2 separate regions of the Homo sapiens genome follow, and region 2 is linked to region 1. The links are chromatin contacts, found by Hi-C in ENCODE. All regions are on one chromosome and are shown on one strand. The core of a region is the stretch at or near the end of the contact, and the rest is flanking DNA. Distances in the headings are between cores, read along the strand shown.

Region 1 (7,426 bases), core at 1,611-4,110:
GGGAGAAAGGGAAATGCTGAGTGGTTAGGACTGGAAATGTTATGGGGTAGGAGATGGAAGAAAGGCAGATGAAGAGCCTGGAATATGGAAATACGCAGAGGACCATTTGCAGAAATCCCTTCCTTGGAGAGTATCACCATCACTGAGGGAAGCAACTACTGCTTGATGAGAGAGTACAGCATAGCAGTAATGGTGTAAACTCTGCCATGCTGTGTGTTTAAACCCCAGTTTGAGCAAGTTACATACTCTCCCTTTGTCTCAGTTTCTTCATCTGTAAAATTATCATAATAGTGCCTACCTCATAAGACTGTTGTATATAATGAATTTTTTAAATTTTTATTTATTTTTTTTGAGACAGGGTCTCACTCTGTTGCCCAGGCTGGAGTGCAGTAGCGCCATCTCCGCTCACTGCAACCTCTGCCTCCCAGGTTAAAGAGATTCTTGTGCCTCAGCCTCCCGAGTAGCTGGGATTACAGGTGTGAGCCACCACATCTGGCTAATTTTTGTATTTAGTAGAGATGAGGTTTCGCCATGTTGGCCAGCCTGGTCGTGAACTCCTGACCTCAAGTGATCCGCCCACCTCAACCTCCCAAAGTGCTGGGATTACAGGCCTGTGCCACCATGCCTGACTTGTATTTAATGAATTTAAAAGATACACTCAGAACATGATAAAGATGTGATATGTAATTACTGTTATTCTCACTGGGATGCAGAACAGCTTGTAGTCAAGAGCCTAGATTCTGGATCCAAATTACCTGTGTTCAAATCCTGGCTCTGCTCCTTTACTACCTGGAGAACTTTAAAAAGTTACTGAATTTCCCTCTGCCTGTTTTTTCATCTGTAAAATGGGTGTAATTATAGACCCTACCTCATAGGGTTATAATAGATAGGATCAGTATGTGTAAAGTGCATATAATAAGCACATTTAAGTGTTTGCTATTGTTTGTATTACTAAATTGTTGACATTGCCAATTCTGCCTTTTTACATAGCTGACCAAAGCCCAATGCCTGTGGAGATCCCATGAGTGGTTTTCAAAGCAGAACTTTGAACCCCTGACTCCACATGTCCTCACGACAAGCAGGAGTTCTTGGTCCTGGGGCAACTTCAGTAATATTATAGTTTGGTGTGACAGAACACATTTTTGAAAACAGCCAACCCCACACATAAGTATACTTAGGGCAACAGTTTAGATGCCCATAGATATTTTCTAAGTAGAATACTTTCTAATGTACTTTGAGCCCTTTTTAAAACATTTTTTCTTCGTATCATCCAGCCCAAAATGTCAATTTGTAAAAAAAAAATTTAACAGAATAAATTGCTTACCCAGCCCTATTTAATGTCCTAGAGACTAGAGACTACTTTTCTTTTCTTTTTCTTTTTCTTTTTTTTTTTTTTTTGAGACAAGGTCTGGCTCTGTCACCCAGACCAGAGTGCAGTGGCAAGATCATGGCTCACTGCAGCCTTGAACTTCTAGGCTGAAGCAATTCTCCCACCTCAGCCCCCAAGTAGCTGGGACTACAGGTGTATGCCACCACACCCAGCTAATTTTTTAACTTTTTGTAGAGGGGAGGTCTCACTATATCGCCCAGGCTGGTCTCGAACTCCTGAGCTCAAGCAATCTTCCCACCATGGCCTCCCAAAGTGCTAGGATTACAGGCATGAGCCACCACACCTGGCAGAGACAATATTTTACTATTGAAACCATTGACTTCTCATAAGGGAAATATTCAGTCTCTGTATGAGGATTGGTTTTGGTTGTGTATAACAGTAAACTTAAACTAACAATGATTCAAACAAGATAGTTTCTTTTCCCTCACACATGGAAGTGTGACTTGGTATGTGTGCCTACTCTGCCCCACAAGATTGTTAAGTGTCCACTTTTAGGTCTAGGTGTCTTGGTGTCGCACAGTCCTTAAGGTATTACTCTCAGGTGCACAATCCAATACGGCTAAGCAGCATAACCACATTCCAAGCAGCAGGATTCAGGTGGGTGGGGACAGGAGAAGAGATGACCCAGAAATTGTGCACACTTCTTGCACTTCTGTTCACATTCCATTGGCCAGAACTTTGTCATATGGCTATTTAAAAAAAAGCCTAAAGACTAAAAAAATGTATTTAATTTGAGTGACCGTGTACCAACTAAAACAGCTAAATAGATGATTATAGAAGAAGGGGGAGAGTAGTTTATTTTTTTCACTTATATTTTGTACTATTGCTAATAGGGAGAATATATTTAAAGACAAAATAGCAACCAGTGCCACAGTCCTACAATTTTTATTAGAAGAATTAATTTCATGAAGCTTTTTCTGATCTGTGACTTCAAAACCCATGACACATACTGCAAGTTGAGATCTGAGAAATCTTTTAAAATAATGTTTTAGAATTGAAATGTGTCAATGAAAACAAATACAAAAAACATCAAAAGCTTAAAAAAATGAAAACTAAGCAGATCCAAGCTGCTAGTGCTGAGTAAATGTTACAAGACATGTTGAAAATATGTACATTCTCACCAGATTTTAGGTCCAGCTATATCTCACGTTGACATTTCCATATAAATAGCATAAAAGTAAAAAAAGACACTTTTTAAGTGGCTAGGCGAAAATGACTGATGTAAAAATGAGATGTAACGAAGAACATTAAAGCTCTAAGGTTAATTACACACTTGTGCTAGAACCTCAAGGGAGGTCAGGGTACACCATCCCTCTGATTTGGTGTCTGAGGACTTTGAGGTAAAAGTGACTCGCTGGCCTCATTCAGAGTAGTCATAGAGAGGGGAATCCCACGTGGTTAATTTTCATTCTTCTTAGGAGGAAAATGTTGCAAGGGCTAGCATATTTTTATACAAAAAGATGGCAGTAACCCAAGAAGGCAAGAGGTCAGCGAGTTGACACAGGACTTGAGGAAGGAAATGCTGACAAAACCTTATGCTAAGAATCTGTGAGGATATCTGAATCTGCAGTTACTTTAAGACTCATTTGTTGTGCTGGAAATCTGAAAACATTTCTATTTAAAGATTCTTTAAAAGTATCTTAAAGGCTTTTAGCACTTACTCAGATCATAAGAACAGAATGACCTAAAACATAACCAACCTAAAGAGTCACGATACAAAAAAAAAAAAAAAGGCTTTCTGGGAACATGAGCCTCACAAAGTCATAGGAATAGGAAATGGAAATACTTAATCAAGTTAAAGTCACTAATATTTAGAAAGCCTCAGTTGTTCGAGGGTGCATTTCCTTGTGTCTGTTACAAAAGCCAGTTTATTCCAAGAAAAATACAGAGAACTGTTGTGTTGGCATCTAGTAAAACAAGCAAGGAAATCAGTCCTTTAACAAACAGCCCTTTGTTGCCATAAAACTAACCTAGCCTCTCTGTTCCCTGAATGGTTCTAGTGTCTGACTACATGGCTTGAGAAGAGACAAAAATGCCTGTACCCCACCTCCTGCTACACATAAGAATTTTGGAACTAGGTTTACTACTTGTCCCTACAGCCTCAAGTAGATCAGCAGATTCAGGATGGGCCCTTGGAGCCTACTGGATGAAGACCATGCCCCTATACCAGGGCGGTGACTGATTTGCTCTCAGCAAAAGACAGAGCGAGCCTTTGGATTAATAAGCATGTAGTTACCCCATATGCATATAAAACTATCATATATCTATACAAATTAAAACTTAAAGTGTGTAGAGCCCGGCTGTCATCATACTGGTTTGCACCTGACACCATGTGACGGATTGGACACAGACTCTGCTCTGTGTGCCTTTACGTGAATGCATTGCAAAGACAACCATACTCTTTGGCTACTTCCAGAGAATCTTTAGAGATTCCTGTTATATGTCAATTTTTTCAACTGCCATATATTGCATGTCTACTATGTGTAGGTTACACACTTTCTAATCCTTAAATAATACTGCAGTATGGGAATTAGGTTTGTAAAGTATAGTTGAGGAAACCAGGGTTTAAAGAGGTTAAGTGACCACCCAAGATGCAAAGGCAGCCAGCCTGACTCCACAGAATGTGTTTTCCCATACTCTGTCTCTTTACACCTCCTTAATTTCTTCAAACCTAGCTAATTTTTGGCCTAAAGTAAGCAACTTACTACCCTGAAGCTCAAGCTCCAACCACCTTGTTCCTGCCCCTCAAATCTTGAATAACAACATGCAAAACTCAAATACTTTGTTATTCTGAGAACTGAAACCTACATAAAAATCCTCCTAAACTCATTTTTACTTAAATTGCTTTTTCCAAGCCTATTACTAAAGGTACTAAAAACAGTGTGAGCTAAACACATGGTAGCCTCACCCACCACACCTAGAATAGCTTTTCCTGTCTTCTCCCACTTTCCTTGCTTCCTTCCCTCCTTGTTATTGCTGAAGACTGAAAGCAGCAATGATGGCTCAGGCTCTCTTAGTGGACCATGAGCTATTTGAGGAAAGAAGCAGTTTGATTTTGCATCCCTAAAACCTTACAAACAGTGCCTGACTGGTTCCATAAATGCTTTGTTGAATGAGTGACACCCATAGGAAGTTCACAGTGGTACAACTTTATTGAGAGTTGCTTTGCAATGTAGTCATTAACAAAGCTACCATTGTAAGCTGTTTGGAATTTGAGTTGTTGAGAAAACTGCAGATTTATTTTAGAGATACTGCTATTCTGCAAATCTCAAACACAAGAAATGATACTAATGGAAGGAAAGCACATTGATATGGTTTGAATGTTTGTCTCCTCCAAATCTCATGTTGAAATGTAATCTCCAATGTTGGAGGTAGGGCCTGGTGGGAGGTGATTGGATCATGAGGGCAAATGCCTCATGAATGGTTTAACACCATCCCCTTGGTGATAAGTGAGTTCTTGCTCAGGTCACATGAGATCTGGTTGTTTAAGACAGTCTGGAACATCTCCCTTCTGTCTCTCACTTCTGCTCTTGCCATGTGATAAACCTGTCCCCCTTCACCTTCCACCATGAGTGTAAACTTCCTGCAACCCTTGCCTAGAGCAGATGCTTGCATCACACTTCCTGTAGAGCCTGCAGAACTGTGAGCCAATGAAACCTCTTTTTTAAAATAAATTACCCAGCCTCAGGTATCCCTTTATAACAATGCAAATGAACTAATACAGACATTCTTTCCCCTTCCCTTTCCAAATGATGCCTTCTCAACTCTGACATCTTCTTGGCAGCAAACAAGACTTTTTTAGTCTGTCAGGTTCCAACCTGAGCTGAGGTCTGAGGGGAGCTGGTGGATGGGTGGTGGGTAGCTGAAAGAACACTCGAGGGACCATAGGCAGTTGGGACATGGCTTTATTCTCTCCCCCTCTCCTACAGAGTCAGCAGTGCCATTATATTTCTCACAGACAACAGTGGCTTAAAGCCACATATGGGCTCACACAAACAGGTTACATTAAATGACTACATAAGTGTGATTACATAGTGCACAAGATTTTGTGCCTGCACTCCAAACCTGCTGTGTCGTGCTGTACTGGATGTCTGCCTTGGCCTACTCCTGACTGAAGCATAGCCATTTTCCTTATACTCCACCCCCTAGGCTGAGGGAGTTCTCCTAGTGGGGAGATGTGCCCACAGGGCAGAACCCTGGACCCAGAGGCCACAGCAGCAATACAGAGAGCAACAACTCACTCAACTCACTATTAATATTCTCACTATGCTACCCATAATTATTAAGAGTCCAGCATAGGCCAGAGCCCAGGGATGCCCACCATGTTTGTTGGGGGTCATCAGTAAGGCTTTCAACTGCCTTGATTTCCTGGGAAACTCCTTGCAAAGCTGCTGTTATGTTTTGTTGATTGTCACGGATAAAGGTACAACTTTGTGTTCCCAAAAGATGCCAGGGATGAAGATACAACATTGTGTTCCCAAAAGAGCACAGGTGCCACCTTGGGGAGCAGTTAATATGTCTAGGGCCATCTGGTTCTGCAGTGCTACCTTCCTGGTTTGATCAACCTCATCTGTCAACAGAAGGAGGGCAACTTGGGTGTAATTCAAGGCTTGAGCAGTGTGCTCAGCAAGGGCTGCAACCTGCATTTCTACAGTTATGACACCTGCTCTAGGGATGGCTAATACTAAGGGGTAGAGCCACCTGGTTTTGCACTCCCAAAAACCAGGAACGTAGCTCTTCCCAGTTATGTGGGTGTCTAGGCAATGTGGGAATATCAGTGGCAGGCACAAAAGGCCACCCCCAGGTACAGCAGCCAGACAGTTCACTGGCAAAAAGAACCATCCCGTGTCTCCATAGACCCATAAACTCCCAGGGGGGGCACAAAGTCTACTAGGGCCTGACCTTGCTGAAGCTGCCTATTCTGCCGCACCTTTGGTGTGGTGACATATATTATATTTGTGCAGGCTATGGCGGGTAACCACCCCATGGTGGCATTACCCAAAGCTGCTCTATACATCATGGTACCTGTGGTGGGGGCTAACCCCCACTAACCAGCCCCATCCATCATAGATGCTACAGGTCAGCCAGGGGGTGGGAATGCCATGGGTCTTATAGCACTCCCTAGCCAAAGCTTGCTGTGTCATGTTACAAACATTGGCCATGGGACCCCAAGTCTCTAACCATGTCTGGTTTTCTGCAGAAGCTGGATGTATGTGCCAGGGCAAGTCATCTGCAGCTGCTACGGGAAGGGTGGTGCAGATCCAACAGCTGGACACATTGGTCATCTCAGCATAGCCCATTCCACAATGCTGTTAGAGCATGTCAACTTATGGTCAGAATGACAAAGCAGGCACACACAGGTAAATCACTCTTCTGAGGCAAAATACAAGCCAACCTTTTATCTCTGGATAACAATGCAGCCGCCAAGGGCTTCTGCCCTGGGCAATGGTACCACAGCTTCTCAGCTCCCCATGGTTTCTTTGTGTCCTGTATTTGTGCCAAAGTCACTGGGGAGCTCACAATAGGCCATACAGACAATACAAGGAGGGGGGTTCCTTCCCTGAGCATTCCCCTACGAACGGTCAATCATGGAAGCCATATATTGAATACCCAAGGAGTGACATGTAAATCATACTGTAGGCCCTCCCCCCAGAGGGCTACCATAGCCAACCATTGGCAATGGGGGACTTGAAGGGTCCATGTTCAAAGCCAGGTTTTTTGTTCCCCTGCCTTTAGGGGCATTAGGGCAGGCAACCACAGGTTACTGTTGGTCCCCATACCTGGTCAGAGGAGGTCATCCTTCTTTCCATAGGTCTTGCCACATGGCCTGGCCCCAAATGGGCCAGTGACCAACTAGCCAATCGTGTAACTTCCAGGTAGTTAACCACAAGGTCAGGCCTCAGTAAACTGCCCAGCTACTGGGGCAGATTACCATAGGTGTCTCCTTCTTGGTGATCACCATCCATACTGCCCCGAGTTCAGCTCACTGACTTTGTCCACCTCCAGTATCAAACCATATGGTATCAATACTAGGCT
Region 2 (7,426 bases), core at 1,700-4,199, 510 kb before region 1:
GTGCCTCTGAGATGAAACTATCACTCACTATGCCACCCTCTCTTCATGAGAAAGTTCACACCCCTTCAATGAAAATATAAGACTTCGGGATCTTTCTTCTGCTCTCTGCCCTTCCCTTTATTTTACTCCTCTGACCTCCTTACCTGCCATTTCTTTCTGTGTTTGAAAGCCCTGCTCACCCTTTCCCATCATCTTTACCTGAGTAATTTCTACTCACCCTTAAAGACCCAGCTCCAGGGTCTCCTGCCCAGGGAAGGCCCATCAGCCCCTGTTCCCTCAGTCTGATTTGGGTGCCCCTCAGGTGTTCCCCTCTGTCAGTTCTCTTACTTCATTGTACCCCAAAAGCCTGTATTGCATTGTCTGCCTTCCCAGAAGATAATAAGCTTCTGGAGGCAAGAACCATGCCTTATCCATTCTTGTTCCCCAGCTCCCAGCACCGCGCCTGCTACATGATAGATGCCTAATAAATGTTTAAAGAATATATGAATGATGTCTACACATACAAACTGACATCCTCATAAGCACACCCACCTGTTCATGTGAGTATGTCTACACTGGACACCTGCCCCTGCAGCCTCTCTGTTATCCAGGTCATCATTCATGTACAGCTGACCCTTGAACAAAGGTGGTGGTTACAGGTGCCAATGCCCCACACAGTCAAAAATCTGCATAACTTTTGCCTCTCCAGAAACTTAGCTACTAATAGCCTACTGTTGACCAGAAGCCTTACTAATAACATCAGTAGTGGATTAACACATAAATAGACTAGTATCTATCCCTATTTTATGTATGCATGACATACCTAACTTCTTAATTTTTTTGATATTTCTAGGCTACACAGTTCATCTGTGAGTGTTCGCAAATTGTTACAAACCTCCAAAATTTTAAAAAATATATGTATTGAAAAAATCTGCATATAAGTGGACTCACACAGCTCAACCCCATGTTGTTCAAGGATTGACTGTGCTCACATATAAATGCACCTCTACATGTGCTCATACATATTCACATGTGTACCCCACATGCAGACACATGGAGCTGTTTGTTTTTAATTAAATCAATCCATTTGTTTACATTCATTGGTTTTTGTGTCTTGCCTCTATAGCCAATTTTGCTCCCAGGCAAAACCAAGTGGGATGGTTTTCTGGGTCCCAGAGCAAAGAGAAGAAGGACTTCCCATTCTTTTCTCAGAAATTCAAGACTAAAGCCATCAATCTAGAACTCATGAGGACAGCTGGCAAATAGTGCTGGAATGGCAGGAGCCCTGTAAGAACCAGCCTTTGATCAGCTCAGCCTGATGTTTAGGTGTGACCATATCATTAACAACCATAAAGAGGTGGGCAGGAGCATGCGCCACCCAGATCCTCCTTCAAGGAAAGACTTGTTGCCCAGCTGACAGCAAGGCTGTCAGCACATCATGCAGAGCCTCAGAGAGAGAGAGCCACCTCGCCATCCCACCAGGGCCTGGCCTCACCCAGTGATGAGGGAATATGAAGGCTTAACTATTTTAGCCCAGTGCAGGACAACTCAAGCTCCCCATGGAGCTGGCTGAGGCTTTGGGGCCTGCATCACAGCTCAACTTCCCTCTCAACTCATTCTGCTTCCTTCCCTTCCTTCCCACAAGGGCACTTCCTAAAAACATCCTGAACACTCCAATATAACTCAGAATCTTCTTCCAGGGGACCCAAACTGTACCAAATAACATTTTGCATGCACACAGAACTTAAGGTTGAAAGTGCTTTTCATCCTCACTATCTTACAAGTGCCTGGCAACATCCCCCCCTCCCTCACTGGGGGACAAACACAGCTGTCCCACGTCACTAATGAGGAAACTGAAGCCCAGGGGGTTAAAGCTTGCTCACGGCCACACAGCCAGACAAAAGACACAAAGCTGGAACTGGAACCCCATTATGTCTGATTTGGAATTCTCCACTCTCTCCATGGCATCAGGCTGCCTGTTGCTCCTGCACGTGTGAAGTGGTGGAGGGTATCTTCTCGTTAAGGATGAAATTCCAGACCCTGCTGAAACAGTGTGGGTGTCACTGCTCCCTGGCATCCTGCTGCTGTCATCCTGCCCTCCCCATCGTTCCCATTCCTTCCTCTAACTCCTACAGAATGCAGACCTGAAGATGAGGCCCACAGTCACAAGCTGGTTAGGGATGGGTCCAGGCCAGAAGCCTGTGATGTGTGTTCTCATTGTTAAGCAGACAATGAGAAGACTGGTAAGGAATTCCAGGACTAATGAGCCAACATGGCAGATACAGCCCATGCTGCAATGGTCCCCCTTTATCTCCAAATACAAAGTAAGGAGCAATGCCACTTAAGACTACAAGCCATGCTCATAATGGGAGAGGAGCATCTCCATGCACAGAACCACAGAGGGTTGGGAGTGAAGGGGTGAGAGGGAGTGTGGGAAGGAGGAGGAAGCGATGCAGAATCATAGTTGTAAACAGAAACCAAATCACACCACACGTGGGAGCTGGAGACAGATTCTCAGAATCTTCTTGGGAACCACACATGGAGGGGGCTGGAATCGAGCAACCCACATGAAAATGAGACTAGGGTCATGCTACCTACTCTGAACACCAGCCTAGCCTCACATCCTCAGTGGATAGATAGAATTCAATCCTCGGGAGCCCCACTCTACTGATCTCCCAGAGGGCAGGGCCATGCCTGGTGCAGAGCAGGAGCCTAGGGCACATTATTTGACTGTCTCCCAACCAGTCCCACTGTACCATGTGCTCAGAATCACTGACCCCAAGGGGCTGGGCCTCTGAAGCCCGAGCACTTGAAGGGAAGAGAGCTCCCCAGGGCTTCTCATCATCTCTGCCTCCCACCCCAGCTCAGACCCACATAAAGCCTTGGCCCAGGCCCAGGCTGGTCCTTGGTGATCAGAGCTGCCAATGCACTGACTCATTGCTGGCAGCCTCTCAGGAATTTTGGAAAAGGCAGAGGCTCAGGTGACTTTTGTTGTTTCAGCTGGGACCAGAGAAGCATCTCTGCTCTTAGGGAGGAAAGAAAGGCCTAGAAGGGGAAAGGCAGTGGGAATGGTCACACTGGGGACAGGGGAAGGAAGGAGAGCCACACAAGGGGCCAGGTCCAGGGTGCTGCTGACCCAGTTTCCGTGGGTCCCTGGCCTCCACCTGCAAGCTGACCACACAGCATGGCTGGAGCCAGGAAAGCCCCACTGGCTCATCAGCTCTGCAGCTTCCTCCACCTGGCCAGCCTTCCCTGGACCTGCATTGTCCACCAATCCTGCTAAATCTCCAGGCCAGACGCCCATAAAGGCTCCTGTGTGTTATGTCAGGCTATTAGCACCCCCTGTGAGTCCAATGCTTAACAATCAGACATTTCACCAAGACAAGCCTAGGTCTGAATCCCCATTTTCCTGCTTTGTGGCTTTGGACAAGTGGCTGAAATTCTCGGTACCTTCCTTTCCTTATCTGTAAAATGGACTTAACAGTTTTAACAGCCACAACTGCTCATCAGCTAGTACCACCAGAATGGTCAGGGTTTTTTTATAAGGCCAGCATCTGTTATGGTTGGTTGCAGCCTATGCCAATTCCTTGCTAAGTATTTCCAACACCCGTTTATGGCACTGAATTGTTGTAAGGATTGAAGTGATGTATAGGTAGGGACAGGCATGTAGCAGTACTCAGTTCATGGTACCTATTACTATAATCTCTGATGCCTAATAGGCTCGTGACACACAGATACGGGAGGGAAGAAGGAAAGAGGAGACTTAAGGCAGAGATTTTGATGGAGGTGAGGAGAGGGCCACATGTGAGCACAGGACTGGGGAACTCTGGGGAGAAGAGAAGCAGGGCCCCATCTCACTTTTCTCCCCTTTCCCACATATTCCCTATTATTCCAGCCCATTGTATTAGTCACTCTTCTGTGAGTTTTCTGCCAACTCCATGATTTTGAATGTGCTGGTCCCTCTGCCTAGAATTCTCTTCCTGTTCTTCACTACTTTCTGTTTGTCCATAAAGGCTCATTTCACTTCCCCCAGGATAATGCATCCAGGGCCAAGCCACAGACTCTAAATGATCCCACTCTTCCCCAGGATCTGGGAGTGACACTGGACGGTGGTCACCCACTTTACAGAAGGCTTCAAAGTGAGCCAGGGGTAGGGTTCTCAGCCAAGAAATGCAAAATACATCCCTGGAAGATAATGACCTTGTTGGAGAGGGAAGGTGTGGGGGACTTTGCACAGGCTTCAGATGCCACAATAGGGAAGAGGCAGACAGGCAGGAATGGCTGGCTCATCTCTGAAGACCGTGCAGCTCGTTTGTCTTGTTTACAAGATGCCAGGGATTATTTCCAGCTGTCGGGGGTCAACTGCCCTCTCTCTCACCCACCACCACCACTACACACACTGAGTAGCAGTTCTAGGCCTTTCCTTGATCTCTCCCCCTGCCATGAAACTTCCCCTGGTCTCTTTAACCTTTTCTCTCCTCTGTTCCCAAAGCCTTCCTTTTCACTAAGTCCTGTATTCTGAGGCTGTTCTTCACTTCCAGGGCTGTTCCTAGTCCTGAAGTTCATGTGGATCTCATGTATCTGGCTCCTCCGAGATCTCCCCTTTTAGCTGTTGCAACAGCCGAACCTCCAGAGAAGCCAAGAAGATGATCATCATTCCTTCTGGTTCTTTCCAAATTGTGGCAAAACAGGCCTAACCCTATCTTCTCCATTGGCCAGAGAAGTGCCCTCTAGAGAGTCCAGGAGCTCCAGAAAATTCCCTTATGACACAAAATTGCACTGAAGTAATGTAGAAAGCCTTTGCTTGGTGTCCAATAAAGGGGAATCTGAATTTTTGGAACACTTATGCTAGCAACTCCTTGAGAGTTTTATTTGAGAACAAGACTTTTATTTGTCTTTATTTATTCAAGGCCTAGCCCAGAGAAGGCCCAGAACAAACACTCAGCACATACTAATGAATAAATGAATGGCAGTATCTACTGTAGAAAGGTAATTCTTATGGATCGTGGAAGCAGGTGTGGCCTCATAGCAGAGGTTGTTCTGTCCCAATAGGGATCCAGGCCTCCAAAGCCACCGTGGCCAGACCCTGACAGAGCCTAACTCTTTCTGTCCTTCTTGCTGCCTGGGTCAGAAGTTTTCCCTTACCTGATAAAGCAGTAAATTCTTTCCTCCAATAATCTATTGTTCAGCATGGCAACTCCTTTAACTTTGTCAAATCTGACTATTAAAAGCAGAAACTACATTTTCAGCATGTCCTTTTGTGCTATTTCCTGAAGCTACAACCTCAAGTACTCAGTTTGCAGGAAATGTAATTATGGAAATCTCCCTCTGGAAAAAAAAACTTCTTTTTCTTTTACCATGAATAGGAACAACCTGCCACACTTTCAGCTGCCCATGGCATTTATGGGCACAAGTCATGTTCCAGCACATCCCTGGACCCATGGGCTTCTCAGAGTGGTTACCTCGAAACAGCTAAGTAGCTTCCTTTCCAGTTTTAAACCCCTAGTGCATAGCCCAAGAGCACCCCAAAAATGCAGGTTAATGATGGAGATAACTTTATTTGCCAAATTTTGTAATTTGGAGCTTAAGAACCACTGTTTTTCCTCTTGAGTTCTGGCCTGTACCAAGTGCAGAAATAGCTTCCCAAAGGAAAAAAATGGGCAACAGTACCAAATGCTGCTGAGAGGTCAAGAAAGAAGAAGGCTGAGAACTGATTACTGAATTTGGCCACCTGGAGGTACTTGGGGACCCTGACAAGAGGTGGGTCAGTCATTTGATTGGACTGGGTTTCATGGGGACCAAGGAGGAAGGAACTAGATGCAGTTAATATATTCAGCTCTCTAGAAGAGTTTGCCTATAAAGGAGAGTAAGAAATAGGGTGGGACATATAGGACCAAGGGAGGGCCTTTTAAAGATGGAAGTTTTACAGTGTATTTGTATGCTGATGAGAATGATCCAGTAGAGAGGGCAAAATTGAATATGCAGGAAATAGGAGTGGGAATAATGGGACAAGTAGGCAAAAATGATGGGATCCATTAGACAAGTGGTGCTTTAGCTAGAAGCAGGGAGGCATCGATGGTAACAGGGGGAAAAGCAAGTACTTGGACATTGGAGGCAGAGGGTCTGAAGACTTGGTGGTGAAAGGATTCAGAAGTTCTGTCCTGATTAGTTCCATTTCCCTTGAGCGTCACTCTCCACTTTTAAGGGCAAAAAATAGGAGCACAGTAGTCCCTACTTCATGGAGTTGTTGGGAAGATTAATTGAGCAAATCCTGTGCTGGTAAGCACACAGCACAGAGCCAAGGCCACAGTAAGAGTGATCAATAAATGGCAGCTGACCTTGCATCCTTTTATTGTAATGTGTGACTCTTTCCCATCAGATTTCCCATTGTTCTGAGCTCCCCTCCCCTTCCAGAGGTACAGCTGAATGTTGACATCTACTGCCTAAGTTCACTTCCCTCTGCCTCTGCTACCACCCTGCTCCGTCCTTCCCCAGAGAAACCCCATAACACCTCTCCTGCTGCCTTCAACTATAGTCAGGAAGGGCTGTCTGAGCAGCAGAGATCATGAAGGGATGGAAGCAAACCTGGGAAGGAAACCCCCAGGTTTCCTTGCTTTGGGTGACTGACAGGGCCAAGCCACCTTTCTCTGTCAATTTCCTCATCTGTACAACTGTTAAATGCCATGATCTCCAATCCCCATCCAGCACCGAATTTCTGTGAGGAAGCCCAGTTATTCAACCTGCAAATAACCCCAGAAGACGGTTGACACCCAAAAAGAAAAAGACCCATCCAGAGTGTAGTGTCTGCGGGATCATCTCTGATGGAATACCTTTGGCGCCATCTGGTGGCAAATGCTTTGCGCAACCCCTCCTTTCAGGGAGGCAAAAGGCTGTCCTGAAACAGACTCCGATGAGCAGAAAACTCCCGCTAGCCAATGGCAGGAAACTAGTACCTCACCTAGAGAGGCCATCTAGTTCAGTGCATCTCAAACTGGAATGGCATACAAATCATCTGGAGATCTTTTTAAATACAAATTCTGACTCCGTAGAACTGAAATGAAAGAGAGTTTTATGGGCGGAGAGTAAGAAGTATGGAGTTACTTGGAGGGAGGCAGAGAAAATAGGGAGTGCCACATAATAAGTGGACTTTGGAGAAAATTAAGGACAAAGGGGATTTGGGGATTTCAGAAGAGGGTCATACAATGCAATTCTCCTCGCCCTTTCTTTAAGTGATTTAAATACTTATTTAAACTGCTTGTTGATACTTCCTTGGATGTCAGCTTGGTGTTTCTTTTGAATGCAGTACAGTGCTGAGCCTGACCATGATATAGTCCAGCTTCATTCAGGTTAGATAAAAAAGTAGATATGGGAAAAGGAGGCATGGTTAAGGATGCCTGGGGTAGCAAGGAATGTCTTGCTGATCATTTGGGCAGTCTTAAGGAATAAT

Evidence for each region. Hi-C counts contacts between places; a loop is a spot of excess contacts on that map. Pooled maps may share reads with other maps.
Region 2: a map of naive thymus-derived CD4-positive, alpha-beta T cell shows a loop between it and region 1 (2.4-fold over the local background). The contact joins two enhancer-like sites. A Hi-C loop is called at or near these places in 2 of 168 maps with a recorded cell type or tissue (MCF 10A and naive thymus-derived CD4-positive, alpha-beta T cell), 11 of 37 single-sample maps with no recorded cell type and 15 of 50 pooled maps.

The regions. Positions count from the first base shown.
Region 1 is chr11:85,943,510-85,950,935 of GRCh38, reverse strand. No RefSeq gene overlaps it. Among named protein-coding and RNA genes, the nearest start is that of CCDC83, 92 kb to the right of the region's middle. RefSeq lists an enhancer at 2,841-2,890. Within about 2 kb of position 2,860, at least 6 of the 41 ENCODE cell types and tissues checked have a DNase peak (open chromatin) inside an H3K27ac peak, as active enhancers do.
Region 2 is chr11:86,455,679-86,463,104 of GRCh38, reverse strand. All of the region lies in intron 8 of ME3 (malic enzyme 3), which reads left to right. Among named protein-coding and RNA genes, the nearest start is that of CCDC81, 85 kb to the right of the region's middle. RefSeq lists an enhancer at 2,604-3,132. Within about 2 kb of position 2,949, at least 18 of the 41 ENCODE cell types and tissues checked have a DNase peak (open chromatin) inside an H3K27ac peak, as active enhancers do.